Regions from separate parts of the Homo sapiens genome. Here region 1 is linked to region 2. Evidence: read pairs that join two places in POLR2A ChIA-PET (ENCODE). Cell type or tissue: A673. All regions are shown on one strand. Links, peaks and the distances in the headings refer to the core of each region. The heading gives the core; the rest is flanking DNA.

Region 1 (8,345 bases), core at 133-8,132, 140 kb before region 2:
AAGCAATTTTTGTGGTGAAGAGAAAAATCTGTTGAGATAGATGAGAACATGGTGTCCACAGATATTAATTGGGTCATATTTTCTGTTAAGAATAAAAAAATAAAAATCTTCATAATAAAGTGTCAACCTATTATCCTAGGGATAAATCAGAAAGTTTAAGATATTGAGGTAAAGCAAGTACCTTAAAAGATCAGTTATAAAGTATGTCTACAAAACTTAAAAAGTGTTTAATGTAGCTCCTTGAGAATTATGAGACAGCCGTGTTACCTGCTTCCAAAATCATGAAAAATGTTTAGCTGTCAGGGATCAGGATGAAGAGAACTCTAGGGCAGCTTCCAGGGTCACAGAAGCAGGAACTCAGGGAAAATTTCTCTAGAACCCTAATGGTGGAAGGAATACTAGCTTGGTCACACCAGCTTCCATCCACTAGTCACCGTGGAAGTCTCCTTAGTCTCTTTTGGGTCTGGGCTTGAGCAGTTAGGGCATTCATTTGACCTCCCTCTGGATATTTTGGTTACCAAAGAAGGATAAAGGGGGACACTTGGAGTCCCCCAAACCCATTGAGCCTGAGTTTCCACACCTTTATTTATTTTATTTATATATATATTATACTTTAAGTTCTAGGGTACATGTGCACAACGTGCAGGTTTGTTACATATGTATACATGTGAAATGTTGGTGTGCTGGACCCATTAACTCGTCATTTACATTAGGTATATCTCCTAATGCTATCCCTCCCCCTCCCCCCACCCCACAACAGTCCCCGGTGTGTGATCTTCCCCTTCCTATGTCCAAGTGTTCTCATTGTTCAATTCCCACCTATGAGTAAGAACATGTGGTGTTTGGTTTTTTGTCCTTGAGATAGTTTGCTGAGAATGATGGTTTCCAGCTTCATCCATGTCCCTACAAAGGACATGAACTCACATTTTTATGGCTGCATAGTATTCCATGGCATATATGTGCCACATTTTCTTAATCCAGTCTATCATTGTTGGACATTTGGGTTGGTTCCAAGTCTTTGCTATTGTGAGTAGTGACACAATAAACATATGTGTACATGTGTCTTTATAGCAGCATGATTTATATTCCTTTGCGTATATACCCAGTAATGGCATGGCTGGGTCAAATGGTATTTCTAGTTCTAGATCCCTGAGGAATTGCCACACTGTCTTCTACAATGGTTGAACTAGTTTACAGTCCCACCGACAGTATAAAAGTGTTCCTATTTCTCCACATCCTCTCCAGCACCTGTTGTTTCCTGGCTTTTTAATGATGGCCATTCTAACTGGTGTGAGATGGTATCTCATTATGGTTTTGATTTGCATTTCTCTGATGGCCAGTGATGATGAGCATTTTTTCATGTGTCTGTTGGCTGCATAAATGTCTTCTTTTGAGAAGTGTCTGTTCATATCCTTTGCCCACTTTTTGATGGGGTTGTTTGTTTTTTTCTTGTAAATTTGTTTGAGTTCTTTGTAGATTCTGGATATTAGCCCTTTGTCAGATGAGTAGATTTCAAAAATTTTCTCCATAGTGTTGAAAATTCTGGCCAGGGCAATCAGGCAGGAGAAAGAAATAAAGGGTATTCAATTAGGAAAAGAGGAAGTCAAGTTGTCCCTGTTTGTAGATGACATGATCGTATATCTAGAAAACCCCATCATCTCAGCCCAAAATCTCCTTAAGCTGATAAGCAACTTCAGCAGTCTCAGGATACAAAATCAAAGTGCAAAAATCACAAGCATTCTTATACACCAATAACAGACAAACAGAGAGCCAAATCATGAGTGAACTCCCATTCACAATTGCTTCAAAGAGAATAAAATACGTAGGAATCCAACTTATAAGGGACGTGAAGGACCTCTTAAAGGAGAACTACAAACCACTGCTTAACGAAATGAAAGAGGACACAAACAAATGGAAGAACATTCCATGCTCATGGATAGCAAGAATCAATATCGTGAAAATGGCCATAGTGCCCACGGTAATTTACAGATTCAATGCCATCCCCATCAAACTACCAATGACTTTCTTCACAGAACTGGAAAAAACTACTTTAAATTTCATATGGGACCAAAAAAGAGCCCGTATTGCCAAGTCAATCCTAACCCAAAAGAACAAAGCTGGAGGCATCACACTACCTGACTTCAAACTATACTACAAGGCTACAGTAATCAAAACAGCATGGTACTAGTACCAAAACAGAGATATAGACCAATGGAACAGAACAGAGCCCTCAGAAATAATGCTGCATATCTACAACTATGTGATCTTTGACAAACCTGGCAAAAAGAAGAAATGGGGAAAGGATTCCCTATTTAACAAATGGTGCTGGGAAAACTGGCTAGCCATACGTAGAAAGCTGAAACTGGATCCCTTCCTTACACCTTATACAAAAATTAATTCAACATGGATTAAAGACTTACATGTTAGACCTAAAACCATAAAAACTCTAGAAGAAAACCTAGGCAATACCATTCAGGACATAGGTATGGGCAAGGACTTCATGTCTAAAACACCAAAAGCAATGGCAACAAAAGCCAAAATTGACAAATGGGATCTAATTAAACTAAAGAGCTCCTGCACAGCAGAAGAAACTACCATCAGAGTGAACAGGCAACCTACAGAATGGGAGTTTCCACACCTTTAAAGCAAAAAGTCTGAATTAGAAGAACCCTTGGATCCTTTAAGTTCTCATGTTTCTCAGTTGTTTTCATTGAAGCCAGAATATCCCACACCTATGGTATATTTTTAAAAGGTGCGTTAATCAATGACGCTTGAAAGAAATACCCAGATTTGAAAGGACTAAAAAGGCCACATACTATATATAGCATTTTTTTTGTCACTAATTAATCCCTTGAAAATTTCAAGGTATTCAACTGAAGTATGAACATCCTAAATATACTGATATAAAGCCCATTACTAATGTAAGATTCTATATCAAATCTGTATAACCTTAACCATAAATACCTGACTTCCTATAGGGCAGTCCAGAGTAAATTTTTCACTGCCTAAGCCATTTGTTATCCTGATCAGATTTTAAGCACTGTAATTTACATCGTTGTTTAAAATATTATAAAATTATTTTTTTATAACCACTTTTTTTCTAACAAAATAAGGAATGATTTTCTTCTGTAGGTAAAAGCTGTGATCTACACAAGCAGAGTTTTTTAAACACAGTTTTTAAAGAGAATCTGGCCCTAGGTAGACCATGCACCTTAAGTATATAACATCCAAAAATAGCATTTAGATCCACAAGGAGAGAGGTTTGATGTTTGCTAGTAAAACATCAGAATATATTTTGAGCTGCATAATGTCATCTGTTCCACATCAAACAGCAGTAAAATGTAGCATTTTGATGTTCTTATACTGTGTTCACTCATCTTTTGTCTTCAAACTGTCTCAATTATAATGTTCCTTCCAGAAGCAGGAATTGTTCTCTCCTTTTCATTCTGCCAGGCCTATTTTAGGCACTGTCTTTCCATGAGGAATTATTTGGCTGCTTATACACCCCAGGTTCATTTACTAGGTTTGAAATTAGCCTTCAGGATAGTGCTTTATATTTTTGTTTAAAGGATAAATTATCTGTTTTTGTGATTGTAAAACACGTACTCATAAGAAATTAGGAAAGCAAAGTAAACATCAACTGATATTAATTACCATTTATAGTATTTTTATTTTCTTATAGTATTGTAAAGGGAAATAAAAAACACGAGTATTGTATAAGTATGTATAATACTTTAAAGTTAGATCATATAAGATGTAGTTTTTGTGCTTTTAATGGCTGCATGGAATTCCTTCCTAAGAGTCATAACTAGATTTCAAACTGTTTTTACATGCATTCTCTTTCTTGATCTAAGAAATGCTTCTTTATTCTTCTTTGGCAGACCTTTCTTGGCAGTATAAAATTGATTTTTAAAAAAGCATTACTTCTAAAACATGAGCTACATATATATGGAAATTGATAAAGCAAAGCCTCCCTGTACTCCTCAGTGAGTTTTGCAGTCTCTGCCTAGAGATGAAATGTCTCTTCTGCTAATAACATTTATGCCAAACATTTGAACAACTCTTACTGTAAAAAGCAAAGTAAAAAAAAAGTATGAATATGTCTTGTAATCTCTTTAGACAGCTGCTAATAGATGATAAATTTACATTTTAAAATAGGTTTTAGACAAAGATCTGATTTGGACTGAAAATGCTGGGTATTTCTGCCATGCCACATTATGCTTAAGCTACCTTTGAATGCATGTATAAGAAAGAACAAAGAAAAATAACTTCTGATCCTAAAAATTAGAAGAAATTCCCGCCCCCCACCCCCGACCCGCAACACGTACACACAAAGTCAGCCCTCCGTGTCTGAGAGTTCTGCATCCACAGATTGAGCCAACCACAGGTCAAGAATAACCAGAAAAAAAAAAATTAATGGTTATGTCTGTACTGAGTGTGTACAGACATTTTTCCTTGACACTAGTCCCTAAACAATACAACATAACAATTATTTATATAGCATTTAAATTGTATTAAGTATTATAAGTAATCTAGAGATAATTTGGAGTGGTTAGGAGGATGTGCATAGGTTATACGCAAATACTATGTCGTTTTATTTTTTATATATTTTATTGATTGATTGATTGATTGATTGATTGATTGAGAGAGTGTTTAGCTCTGTCTCCTAGGCTGGAGTGCAGTGGTATGATCTCGACTCACTGCAACCTACGCCTCCCGGGTTCAAGCAATTCTCCAGGCACAGCCTCTCGAGTAGCTGGGATTACAGGCGCCCACCACCATGCCTGGCTAATTTTTGTATTTTTAGTAGAGACGAAGTTCAACCATTTTGGCCAGGCTGGTCTTGAACTCCTGACCTCAAGTGATCTGCCAGCCTCAGCCTCCCAAGGTGCTAGGATTACAGGTGTGAGTCACCGCATCCAGCCTCCTATGCCATTTTATATAAGGGACTTGGGCATCTCTGGATTTTGACATCTATGGGAGCCCTGCAACCAATTTCCCATCGATGCTGAGGTACCAACGATATTAGCAACAAGAAATAACTCAACAAGACCATCAAGAAATGAAGATCAATGTGTAATCATTTCTGTAGAGGTGTGCACTAAAGACATAAGTGACATTAATGACCAATGGCCATTTTACATGTGACACAGACAAACTTAATTTTTATTATAATCATCTTTACAGGGATCACCACTTTCTGCCACTTTTGGGGAGAATTATTGCCTGCTTTATTTGTCTACAAGGATAATGGAGAGATTGGGGTAGAGTTTTAAATAGATGATTGGAAACAAGACTTTCGTGAGGTTTTACTTTGTAGTGTGTGCTATAATTCTCTTCTCCCTTTGTTCCCACCTAAACCAGATCTTCAGTAAAGGTCTACATTAGCCCTTAAAGCTTTTGGACTCCAGTTATTATTCTTCTGGAGGCATTGGTGTAACGAAACTCACTTTGACACAGGAGCAAGTATTCTCTGCCTACAGATATATTCTTATAAGAATACTTACTGAAGTTTGGATGGTTAAAAACTTCGGGTATATGTGTAATTCTGTCCCCTGGGAATGGTGCAGCAAAATACCAATAGAAATCAAAAGTAAAAATCACTGAAAACTTAGTCCATTTGAAAATTTGGTGTCTATATTTGGGCATCTCACTTAAACTCTGTTTGCTTGAGGTTCATTATTTATAAAATTGAGAAAATAATCTTTTAATTTGGCTTTACTATGTCTTTTTTGGAGTGTTCAATAGGAAATACTTTTAAATGCTTTGCAGACTTCTGAGTGCCTCATATGCATGTTTATAATTGTGTACGATGAAGACTTTCTATTGTTGGCATAGCCAGATAGGGATCTCTTTACTTCTTGCTTATAAATTGGACTAGAAATGAGAAATAAAAAGTCTTGGCTAAATATTTTCTACTGGAAACCTCTTCCCCTGAGCCATGCTGTTGAATCATATGGAAACCTCAGGGAACTCCTTTGTCTTCTCTTGGTCTCTGATTTTCTAGAGGTACTAGCAGAAGATGAAAGCAAGGGAAGAAAGTGAGGTGACAGTGTCCATTCTCGGTTGTCCTGAGACCTGGTCACTGTGGGTTGCCTGTGTCTCTCCATCAAAGGCCAGGTCCTGTCCAAGAGCTTCTCCATCCCCCTCCTCTTTCCAGATTCCAGTCTCTGCCTCCTCCACATGTTCCTTCAGACCCAGTATGTTTGCGGCTCCTCACTCTCTTCAGCCCAGAGGTCTTGCACTGCACCTTGTTTCCTTGAAAGCTTGTCCATGCCTCTGTAAGTAGTGTAGTCTTTTTCTTTTTTAAGTAAACTCACCTTAAATTACCCCATTTGAATATGCCATCTGTGTTCTTACCCAAACTCTGACTGGTATGGGTCTCGTTACCAAACACATTTATATCGCCACCTGTTTTTGCTTATTTAATATCTCATCATCACCTCTTCCAATCTGAGTTTATGTTGTTTTCCAGATAGTGTTCTGGATTGGATTTTAAAAAAGACTATTTTATACTTATTTTATAATGAAGAAACTTATGCTTTTCTTTCTTATGACACAAAAGTATACAGAGGAAAATCTATAAAGAATATACACAAAATATGAAATATTCTGCAAATGCAAATAATTAAAAGTGTCCCTCATAAGGCAGACAACCATACCCCTCCCATGACTTCCCTACACTCGTTATGACTATTACAAGCACACACACACACACACACACACACACACACACAAATTCCAAGTAGGTGACAGGCCCAGACAGTGGCCTCACTAAGTTGAAACCTTGGTTGACAATAGATATGGCTGCTGCCTCACCAATCCTTCCCAATGCTCCAGAAATGATGGGATGAGGTCCTGCCAACCTAGTGTGTAAATACAAAGTCCAGAGAATACAGAGGAAGATACAGGATAGGAAGAAAGTTGTGGATTCCACTTGTTTGTGGTTATACACCACAAACAAGAAATTCCCAGAAATAACTAGGCAGAGAGCTTTTGTTTTTAGGAATCTAGATTTTCTGCAAAAAATAGAAGATTAAGGCTATAAAAATATCAACTTTTAACTTGGAGAACATGAGTTATATAACTTTGAAATGGCAGAGGAAAAAGAAAGAACAAAAGAGAAAAATAGAATAGACATTATTCCTTCAACACAAAAAGCCTTCAGAAAGGAGAGAAGGGAAACTGTTCTGTGATAGGTACAGAAATTAAGCAGAATCCTCCCCAGAGTGCTTTATGTTGAGAGGAGAAGGGCACATGTTTTCTCCAAAGCCCACTGATGAATTATTTTGAGGCTTAGGTATCTTGGTCAGACTTATTCTCAAGGCTAATGTAATGATGTGTCTGAGGCATCTAATGTTTCCATTACATGTTCCACAAGTACAAAAGTTCATCTTTTTTTGAAAGGCCAAGGGTACACAGAATGTCTACAACTTGATTAATGAAAAAGACATCATGAAAATATTTTTAAAGCCATTGAGGGAAAATAAGTTAACAAGGATTTTTTGTTGTCCTATTAAAACTCGGGACATCGTTTTTCCAGTTATCACAAGAATAGGACTGATCACTTTCAATTTCTCTTCTTTCATTTGGGATACGGGAAATGGGCATGGTGGCTGAAATGATGTTCCATTTACCAAAAGAGGGAACAGCTCCAAAAAAGAAACAAACAGGCCTTGGGTAAAATGGCACGGTGATTGGGAATGAAAGCAAGCATACATACTCCGAATTTAAAAATTTATGAAACTCATAATGAACATTCTCAAAATACTTGAGTTTCTCCTGCTCGTATGCATCCCATGTTGCACCTCTTTTCATCGATTGTCTGTATTATGCATTGTACACTAATCAGGATTGACCCTGAGGTTGCAACTTATTGCTGACTCCAGCCAAATGTCCTCACCCTTAAGCCTATCTCAAAATATATCTCAACATACAGAAACTCGATGACAGAAATGCCTATTTTCAAGCACTGATGGCTTGGGCTAAGCACTGTGTCCCTGGGGGTTCACAATTTAAATGGCCCATGAAGCCCAGGAAAACATTTTTCTCAACAAAATCATTGGCATATGTGGAGACAAGCAAACTTGTTAATGAAAGGACTGGAGCCCCATGGCTTTCCTTCCCTCCAAGCCCCCACCTCCACCCCCAACCTCCACAGAGCTCCCATGGCTCACAGCTTGAAAATCACTTCTCTAAGCCATTAAACTATTAGCTTCACATATCATCCAAGGAGACATTAAGGACATGAGCATTAGGAAGTACAACAGACAAATGCATTAGGGAGTAGAAATAGAAAATAAAGATAAATATCAAGAAGAAAATGAGTGTTTTTAGGTTTCCAA
Region 2 (8,345 bases), core at 138-8,137:
TTCACCTCACTCTTCCATTTCTGAAGCATGTGGGATTTTCTAAAATTTAGGGCAAACAATCAGTCAAAGAAAGAGAAAGCATTCCACCAAAGGAGAAAACACCAAGGATCCGCTTTCAGGGTAATGTTGCTCAAAGGGATAAAAAGTGAAACTTAGACTGAAATCGCTCATCTTTATTCAGATTGAAAAAGACAGGTTTTAAATCTTCCAAATTCAATGTGTTATAGAAAGACTATGAGTTTGCAAGTCAGCAAATGTGTATCCTCTCAGTTATTTAGCTGTCTGACCTTCAGCAAGAGATTCAAACTTTCTGGGTCTCAGTTTCTTTTTCTTTTCTTTTCTTTTCTTTTTTTTTTTTGTAAAAGAGGAAAATTAATGCTTGCTTCATATGGTTCATACAAGGAATGAATAAGAGTTAATATTTACCCCCATACCAGTTATCTATCGCTAAGTAACAAACACCTCAACATCATTTCTCACAAATCTCTGGGATGGCTGGGTGGTCTCACACGGGCTTGCTCTTGTGGTTGTATTCATCTGGTGGGTCAGCTGGAGCTGGAGAGTCTGTGTTGACATCGTGCATGTGTCTAAGGCCCTGATGGGAATGGTTGGAAGTCTGGGACCTCTCTCTTCACATGGTTCCTCATCATTCAGTAGATTAGCCCACCTTTATATGGCATCTAAGTTCCAAGAAAGTGAAGGCAGAGGCTTCAAGGCATCTTGAGGCTTAGGCTCCAGAGCTTCCAAAACATCATGTCAGCCACATTCTACTGGTTAAAGCAAGTTAGAATGTTAACTAGGATTCAAGGTGGAGAAATAGTATCTACCACTCAATGGAAAGTGCTCTGTTCTCAGTGTTTGTGTCCCATCAAATAGATATGTTGAAATATTAATTCCCAAGGTAATTGCATTAGATTGTAGAGACTTGAGAGGGTTATTAATTCTTGAAGATCATGCCCTCTTTGAGATTAGTGCCTTATAAAAGAGACTCCAGAGAGTGAATTCACGCCTTCCAAAATGTGAGGACATAGCCCAAAGGTACCATCTATGAACCAGGAAGTAGGATTTTGTCAAACACTGAATCTGCTGGCACCTTGGTCTTGAACTTTCCAGTCTCCAGAACTGTGAGAAAAACATTTCCATTGTTTATAATGATATTATGATATTTTGTTATAGCAGCCCAACCAAAACAGGAAGAATGGCAGTATTATATTGCAAATAAGTGTGAATATAGAGAATGTTATTCATTAAGGCCATTATTATAATACACTCCCTCTTGTATTATAGTCTGTGGGCCCTGTTTTCCAGTGCTGTAAAGTTTAGGAGAGTCTTTCATAATTCTATTGATTGGAAACTATGGTAAATTATTACAGTAATGGCACCCAGTGAATCACATGCCTTTTCATATTCGTGCCTTTATGTATTCCCCTTCCAAGTCGACATTGGACTTGGCCATGTGAATTGCTTTGGCCAACGGAACATCAGCAAATGTAACACAAATAGAAGCTTCAGAAGGGCTTGTACACTGGGGCTTGTTCTCTTGAACACCTTGAAACTGCAATGCCATAAAAATCCTGGGATGAAAAGCCACTGCAGAAAGAAGAGTGCAGCTGGGCCCAGGTTGCAGTTCTACCAGCCAGATACAGCTACATGAGTGAGCCCAGGTAAGACCAGCAGAAGGGACACCCAGTCAACCCACAGAATCATACATAAATGGCACTTGTTTTAAGCCACTGAGTTTTGGGGTACATAGCAATATATAACTGAAATATGGACTAAAAATATTCTAGCCAAAGGGTAGCCTATAACAATTGCCAAATACTAGCTTCACTACAAAATCACTAAGTCATTTCATGGTTTTAGACATAACATAGAGATAATATAATTAAGTGGTCTTTAAAATAACTTTTAACTATAGAATTCTTTTTTAAAACAACATCTTATCAGAGATTTAAAACAAGGAGACATCTTATTAGAATAAATTCATTTTATTGGTTCAAATTTATGGCATTTTGCTTAGAAAGCCAATTAATGAAAACACAATTCCTTTTTCTTTCATACAAAAATATAAATCCAGGCTCATAAATGGCAGTGAAAGACTTCTTGCAGTTTTAGCTTACAATTAATTTATATGTTTTCCTTTAGCAATATGGCATAAAGAAAATCCTCATTCAAGACAGACAAGTACTTATAAGTGTTAGGGTCATTTCACCACTTGCCTTGGAGTCTCAGGATATTGAATGGTCAGGAGAAGCATTATAACTTACTCCTACTTGGAAAAATATGAACCCATCAGTCCAAGCAAATACATTGATTGAAGTCCTCTGATGAGTTTATATTTTAAATATGTGACATTTAACTATTTAAAGATTACCATCTTTAAAAAGTTTAAAATCTATGTAGAAACTTAAATTCAAATTGATTGTTTGTAGAGCCCTTGAAGAACCCTGATGGTACTCTGCCATTCTTTGCAATTTATTTTGCGAATTACTATAACACTTGAAAACTGGTTTTGCTTTGTCGTTGATTTTGTTCAAAACTGAGGGAAGCGGATTGGGCATTTTAAAATAATGATTTCTCCCATGTTTCAAGTGTCAGTGCATTCTCAAAACCATTTCTTGGGCTCTTTAAAGAACATTCCTGCTGGTTTCATTTTTTATTCGTCAAGAATTTTTGTAAAAAATCAAAAACAAAAACAAGAAAAAAGCAAAAACCCAGTGAAAGGAACTGCCTCGCGAAAGAAATGTCACAATTAAAACTGAATGGTATTTTTCAGCTCATTTGTGTGAACTGGCAATCTACTTGAGACTTCAGCAGGGGGTCTGCACTTCATTAGTTCAGCCGGCAAGAACATGCTCTCTTCAAGAACACGCTCTCTTGAAAGCTTTGGTTTGCCTTCACCACTGTTTTTGCCAGGGTTGACAGTTTAACAACTGGAAGCTGTGTGCTCTTCATCTAATTTTAATGAAGCTTTTCCTTTCAGAAGGAAAACCTGACAACAGAGAAGTCTTCAAGGAAGCCAAGTAATTCAACCACCTGACTAAATTTTTGGAGGAAAACAGAGGGTTCTCTTAAGGGTGTGGAATAATCAAAGCAGCCATTGCTATGCTCCTGCAAAACAAGTCCCAGTAGCACAATGGAAATAACTGGATTGTTTAGCATTTCAACACCCATCAACAGTAAGACATATCACAAATATGTGGGAGAAATTTGCATCTATAATCTAGGAAAACTGGGATTTTTAAATTACTTCTGCCTAGGTAGAGGGGGAGTAGAAGAAAAGGCAGAATGGAAAATGTCAGGGTTTCCTTCCTTCCTTCCTTCCTTCCTTCCTTCCTTCCTTCCTTCCTTCCTTCATTTATTCTACCAATATCTACTGAGCTACTATTGATGTGTAATCACCAGGCTCAGCACTCAGGATACAGCAATATATGAGACAGACACAGTTTACAGCCCCCTGGGGAGTTATACCTACAAAAGGACAAAGAGTGGAAAAAGCAAGAGGAAGACATTCAGAGGAAAATTTTTGGAATTCTGAGGCCCACTCTGGATGATATATGGACTCTGACTGTTTGGGACACATTTCTAATTTCTGTTTAATCCTTACTCACATCTACTACATATCAAAGGTCAAATAGAAGTTATAAGGTGAGGTGAGGATGTCACTGAGGTACTGCTCTTTGGCCTTCTGGTAAGGTGCCCCCACAGGTGAATTCATGGATATTCAGATAGGATTTGCAGGCTAAGAACTCTGAATTGTTAGCATCTTGAGAAGGGAAACTGTCCATAAGGACAGACACTTCTTACCAAGATCACAGGGGTAATGTGTAAACCAGAATGGCAATTAATTAATTAATTTACACTGAAATACAACTGTTAGACAAATCAGCTCAAATAATATATTATCTTGCAGCAGACAGAACTATATGAGAAATCAGACTATGATGAGAAAAATTCTAGGTAGCATTCTCCACTAAGTCAACATGAGACCAACTTTCTTACTACAAGGCCAGTCTTACCTGTGAGATTGTATAGTAGCTCTTTTTTTGGTTTGTTTTTTTGTTCACCACCCATGACATCTTTATTTTTTAATTTTTTATTATACTTTAAGTTCTGGGATACATGTACAGATGTGCAGGTTTGTTACATAGGTATACATGTGCCATGGTGGTTTGCTGCACCCATCAACTCATCATCTACATTAGGTATTTCTCCTAATGCTATCCCTCCCCTAGCCCCCTCCCACTCCCTGACAGGCCCAGGTGTCTGATGTTCCCCTCCCTGTGTCCAACTGTTCTCATTGTTCAACTCCCACTTATGAGTGAGAACATGCAGTGTTTGGTTTTCTGTCCTTGTGTTAGTTTGCTGAGAATGATAGTTTCCAGCTTCATCCATCTCCCTGCAAAGGACATGAACTCATCCTTTTTTATGGCTGCATAGTATTCCATGGTGTATATGTGCCACATTTTCTTAATCCAGTCTACCATTGATGGGCATTTGGGTTGGTTCCAAGCCTTTGCTATTGTGAACAGTGCTGCAATAAACATACGGGTGCATGTGTCTTTATAGTAGAATGTTTTATAATCCTTTGGGTATATACCCAGTAATGGGATTGCTGGGTCAAATAGTATTTCTGGTTCTAGATCCTTGAGGAATCACCACACTGCCTTCCACAATGGTTGAGCTAATTTACACTCCCACCAACAGTGTAAAAGCATTCCTATTTCTCCACATCCTCTCCAGCATCCGTTGTTTCCTGACTTTTTAATGATCACCATTCTAACTGGCATGAGATGGTATCTCATTGTGGTTTTTATTTGCATTTCTCTAATGACCAGTGATGATGAGCTTTTTTTCATATGTTTGTTGGTCACATAAATGTCTTCTTTTGAGAAGTGTCTGTTCATATGCTTTGCCCGCTTTTTATGGGTTTTTTTTTTTTCTTGCAAATTTGTTTAAGTTCTTTGTAGATTCTGGATATTAGCCCTTTGTCACATGGATAGATTGCAAACATTTTCTCCCATTCTGTAGGTTGCCTGCTCACTCTGATGATGTTTCTTTTGCTGTGCAGAAGCTCTTTAGTTTAATTAGATCTCATTTGTCAATTTTGGTTTTTGTTGCCATTGCTTTTGGTGTTTTAGTCATGAAGTCTTTGCCCATGCCTACTTCCTTAATGGTGTTGCCTAGGTTTTCTTCTAGGGTTTTTATGGTTTTAGGTCTTATGTTTAAGTCTTTAATCCATCTTGAGTTAATTTTTGTATAAGATGTAAGGAAGAGGTCCAGTTTCAGTTTTCTGCATATGGCTAGCCAGTTTTCCCAACTGTATGGTAGCTCTTGATTCTGGTCTCCAATGCTTGTGCTATCAGCCCACCTCCTACCTGGTGACAGAAAACACTCCCGTTACCATAAACGTAGGAATAGCCATGCTTAGCTAATCAGGGCAGTCCACGATGGGGTGAGTGGTGGGCAATGAGATTGTGGAGTGCCTGGCTGTGACCCCTGTAGGATAGTGAGGTGAAGTTGGTCATATAACCACATTTGCATGTTTAATGATCCCTTTACATTTTGGGGAGAACAGACGAGAGCAGGGCCAGAATGTGTGAAAAACCCTTTGACAAGATATAATGGTCACCTGGCATATGACTGTGGCAATGAGCATGAGAGAAATAAAGATTCCAGAGCTAGAGGGTAAAATCCCTAGGACTTGAAGAAAGTTGACTGTAGGAGGCAAGCGCAAGAAATGTCAGGGGCAGATTCTAGGTTTCAGGCTTGTTTGTGGAATTGGTAAAGAACAATTCCATTGAGTGAGAGAGGAAACTGGAAGAGGCCTGGGTAAAGAACTGTCAAAGGCACTTGAACCAGAGCAACTGCATCTTGAATAGGGGCTGGGTAAAATAAGACTGAAATCTACTGGGCTGCATTCCCAGACAGTTAGGCATTCTAAGTCACAGGATGAGATAGGAGGTCGGCACAAGATACAGGTCATAAAGACCTGCTGTTAAAATAGCTTGCAGTAAAGAAGCCAGCCAAAACCCACCAAAACCAATGTGGCAATAAGAAGGACCTCTGGTTGTCCTCACTGCTACACTCCCACCAGCTTCATGACAGTTTACAAATGCCATAGCAACATCAGGAACTCACCCAGTATGGTCTAAAAAGGGGAGGCATAAAAAACATATCCCTTGTTTAGCATATAATCAAGAAATAACCATAAAAATGGGCAACCAACAGCCTTCAGGGCTGCTCTGTCTATGGAGAAGCCATTCTTTATTCCTCTACTTTCTTAATAAACTTGCTTTCACTTTACAGATTGACCTGAATCCTTTCTTGCACAAGATCCAAGAACCCTCTCCTGGGGTCTGGTTCTGGATCCCTTTCTAGTAAGAGAACAGCTTTCCAGTAACAGAACAGGGAACTGGGGAAGTGTCAGATAAAGGATCAACAGACTCATGGTGGTTGACAGTTCAGGATCTAGAAGACACAGAAATCATGGAGTCTCCTAAGGTCTCAACACAGACAAACTCAAGTTCAGTCCTGACCCCTCCTAGAGGCCAGCTTTGGGTCCTCAAAGGAGCCTCCTGTGAAGAATGCTTCCTGCCGCTGCCTCCCTGTGGGTTCACTTACACAACAAGGCATTCCTTCAAGAAAGCAGGAGTCCCAGATTCCAGGGAGCAGCGGGGGACTGTGTGAAATGTCCTGCCCCAGGAAAAACGATGTCAGAAGAAGACGCTGGGGACCCAAAGGGAGCTTTCACTGGCCAACCCGTTCATGTACTGTTCATGACCTTTCATGAAGGTTCCCAGCAACCTTCATGCCCTCAGGGCCTCTGAAAGTAGTCAGACACCCTGAATTCTGACCCTGGGGAAAGCTGAGGCCAACCTGGACTACTAAGATGGTCAAATATAAAATATAACTTGAAGAAATGCAATGTTATTATGTTTAGGTATAAACCATTTATTGTTTTACCAGAATAAGTTAACAAAATGTTGCCTGGTGAAGCACCAGATTAAGATTTTAAGAAATGGAAAAATAATTATTTGAGACTAGCATATCAAGATTTTAATGAAATGGAAATTATATAGGACATTCATCTCAAACTGGCAGCCTTAGATAATTTAGCCCCCAAAGTGAGTTTTTAAAAACAATTCAAATTAATTGCCAACATTTAAAGATCCATAAATTCCAGGCGAATATCAAGATTTTTAGCTTTTCTTTAAAATGGCCACAACTCTTTGGACCCCTCTGATAGAAACTTTAAAAGTTTACATTTCCATGCTAAAAATACAGCTGAGATACATCTTAATACAATGATTCTAAAGGGACAGACACTGGACCGAGATTCTCTGAGTTTGAATCCTGGCTGTGCCACCTCCTGGTTGGGTGACTGGGCAAGTTATTAAACCACACTGACCCTTGGTGTCCTCACCTGTAAATCAGTGATAATTATAGTACTTATCTCATAGGGTAGTTACTATGTGCCTGGCATATAATTATCATATTTAGTATAATATAATAATTATGACAATATACTTATGACAATAATAAGCACTGCATGTTATTGCTATTGTGACTATTTTCCCTTGCAAATCCTTTCTCCACTGGCAACATAAAGCTAATTTTATAGCCCTGCTAACTTAAAACAAACTCTCTATGGTAGAACCTAAACAAATTGTCAGGCCTCTGAGCCTAAGCTAAGCCATCATATCCCCTGTGACCTGCATGAACACATCCAGATGGCTGGTTCCTGCCTTAACTGATGACATTCCACCACAAAAGAAGTGAAAATGGCCTGTTCCTGCCTTAACTGATAACTAATTATCTTGTGAAATTCCTTCTCCTGGCTCGTCCTGGCTCAAAAGCTCCCTTACTGAGCACCTTGTGACCTCCACTCCTGCCCACCAGAGAACAACCCCCCTTTTTCCTTTACCTACCCAAATCCTATAAAACGGCCCCACCCCTATCTCCTTTCGCTGACTCTCTTTTTGGACTCAGCCCGCCTACACCCAGGTGAAATAAACAGCTTTATTGCTCACACAAAGCCTGTTTGGTGGTCTCTTCACACGGATGCGAGTGAAATTTGGTGCCATGACTCGGATCGGGGGACCTCCCTTGGGAGATCAATCCCCTGTCCTCCTGCTCTTTGCTCCGTGAGAAAGATCCACCTACGACCACAGGTCCTCAGACCAACCAGCCCAAGAAACATCTCACCAATTTCAAATCTGGTAAGTGGCCTCTTTTTACTCTCTTCCCCAACCTCCCTCACTATCCCTCAACCTCTTTCTCCTTTCAATCTTGGCGCCACACTTCAATCTCTCCCTTCTCTTAATTTCAATTCCTTTCATTTT

The links. ChIA-PET counts read pairs that join two places held together with the same protein. Peaks named below come from ENCODE experiments on the same cell type or tissue, not always from the same donor. Only the 100,000 strongest peaks of a DNase experiment are listed, where the experiment ranks them.
Region 1: POLR2A ChIA-PET joins it to region 2 with 11 read pairs; 2 of 35 experiments call an interaction of 5 or more read pairs at or near these places.

The regions. Positions count from the first base shown.
Region 1 is chr2:223,337,994-223,346,338 of GRCh38, reverse strand. No RefSeq gene overlaps it. Among named protein-coding and RNA genes, the nearest start is that of SCG2, 260 kb to the left of the region's middle. In A673, for the core only: no CTCF peak of the experiment used is centred there; a DNase peak (open chromatin) is centred at 8,118.
Region 2 is chr2:223,194,831-223,203,175 of GRCh38, reverse strand. LOC105373906 (a long non-coding RNA gene) reads left to right here. Exons shown (of 3, transcript XR_923951.1): 3 at 1-120. Among named protein-coding and RNA genes, the nearest start is that of KCNE4, 150 kb to the right of the region's middle. RefSeq lists an enhancer at 7,546-8,091. In A673, for the core only: no CTCF peak of the experiment used is centred there; DNase peaks (open chromatin) are centred at 2,885 and 3,435; H3K4me3 peaks cover 698 bases; H3K27ac peaks cover 4,003 bases.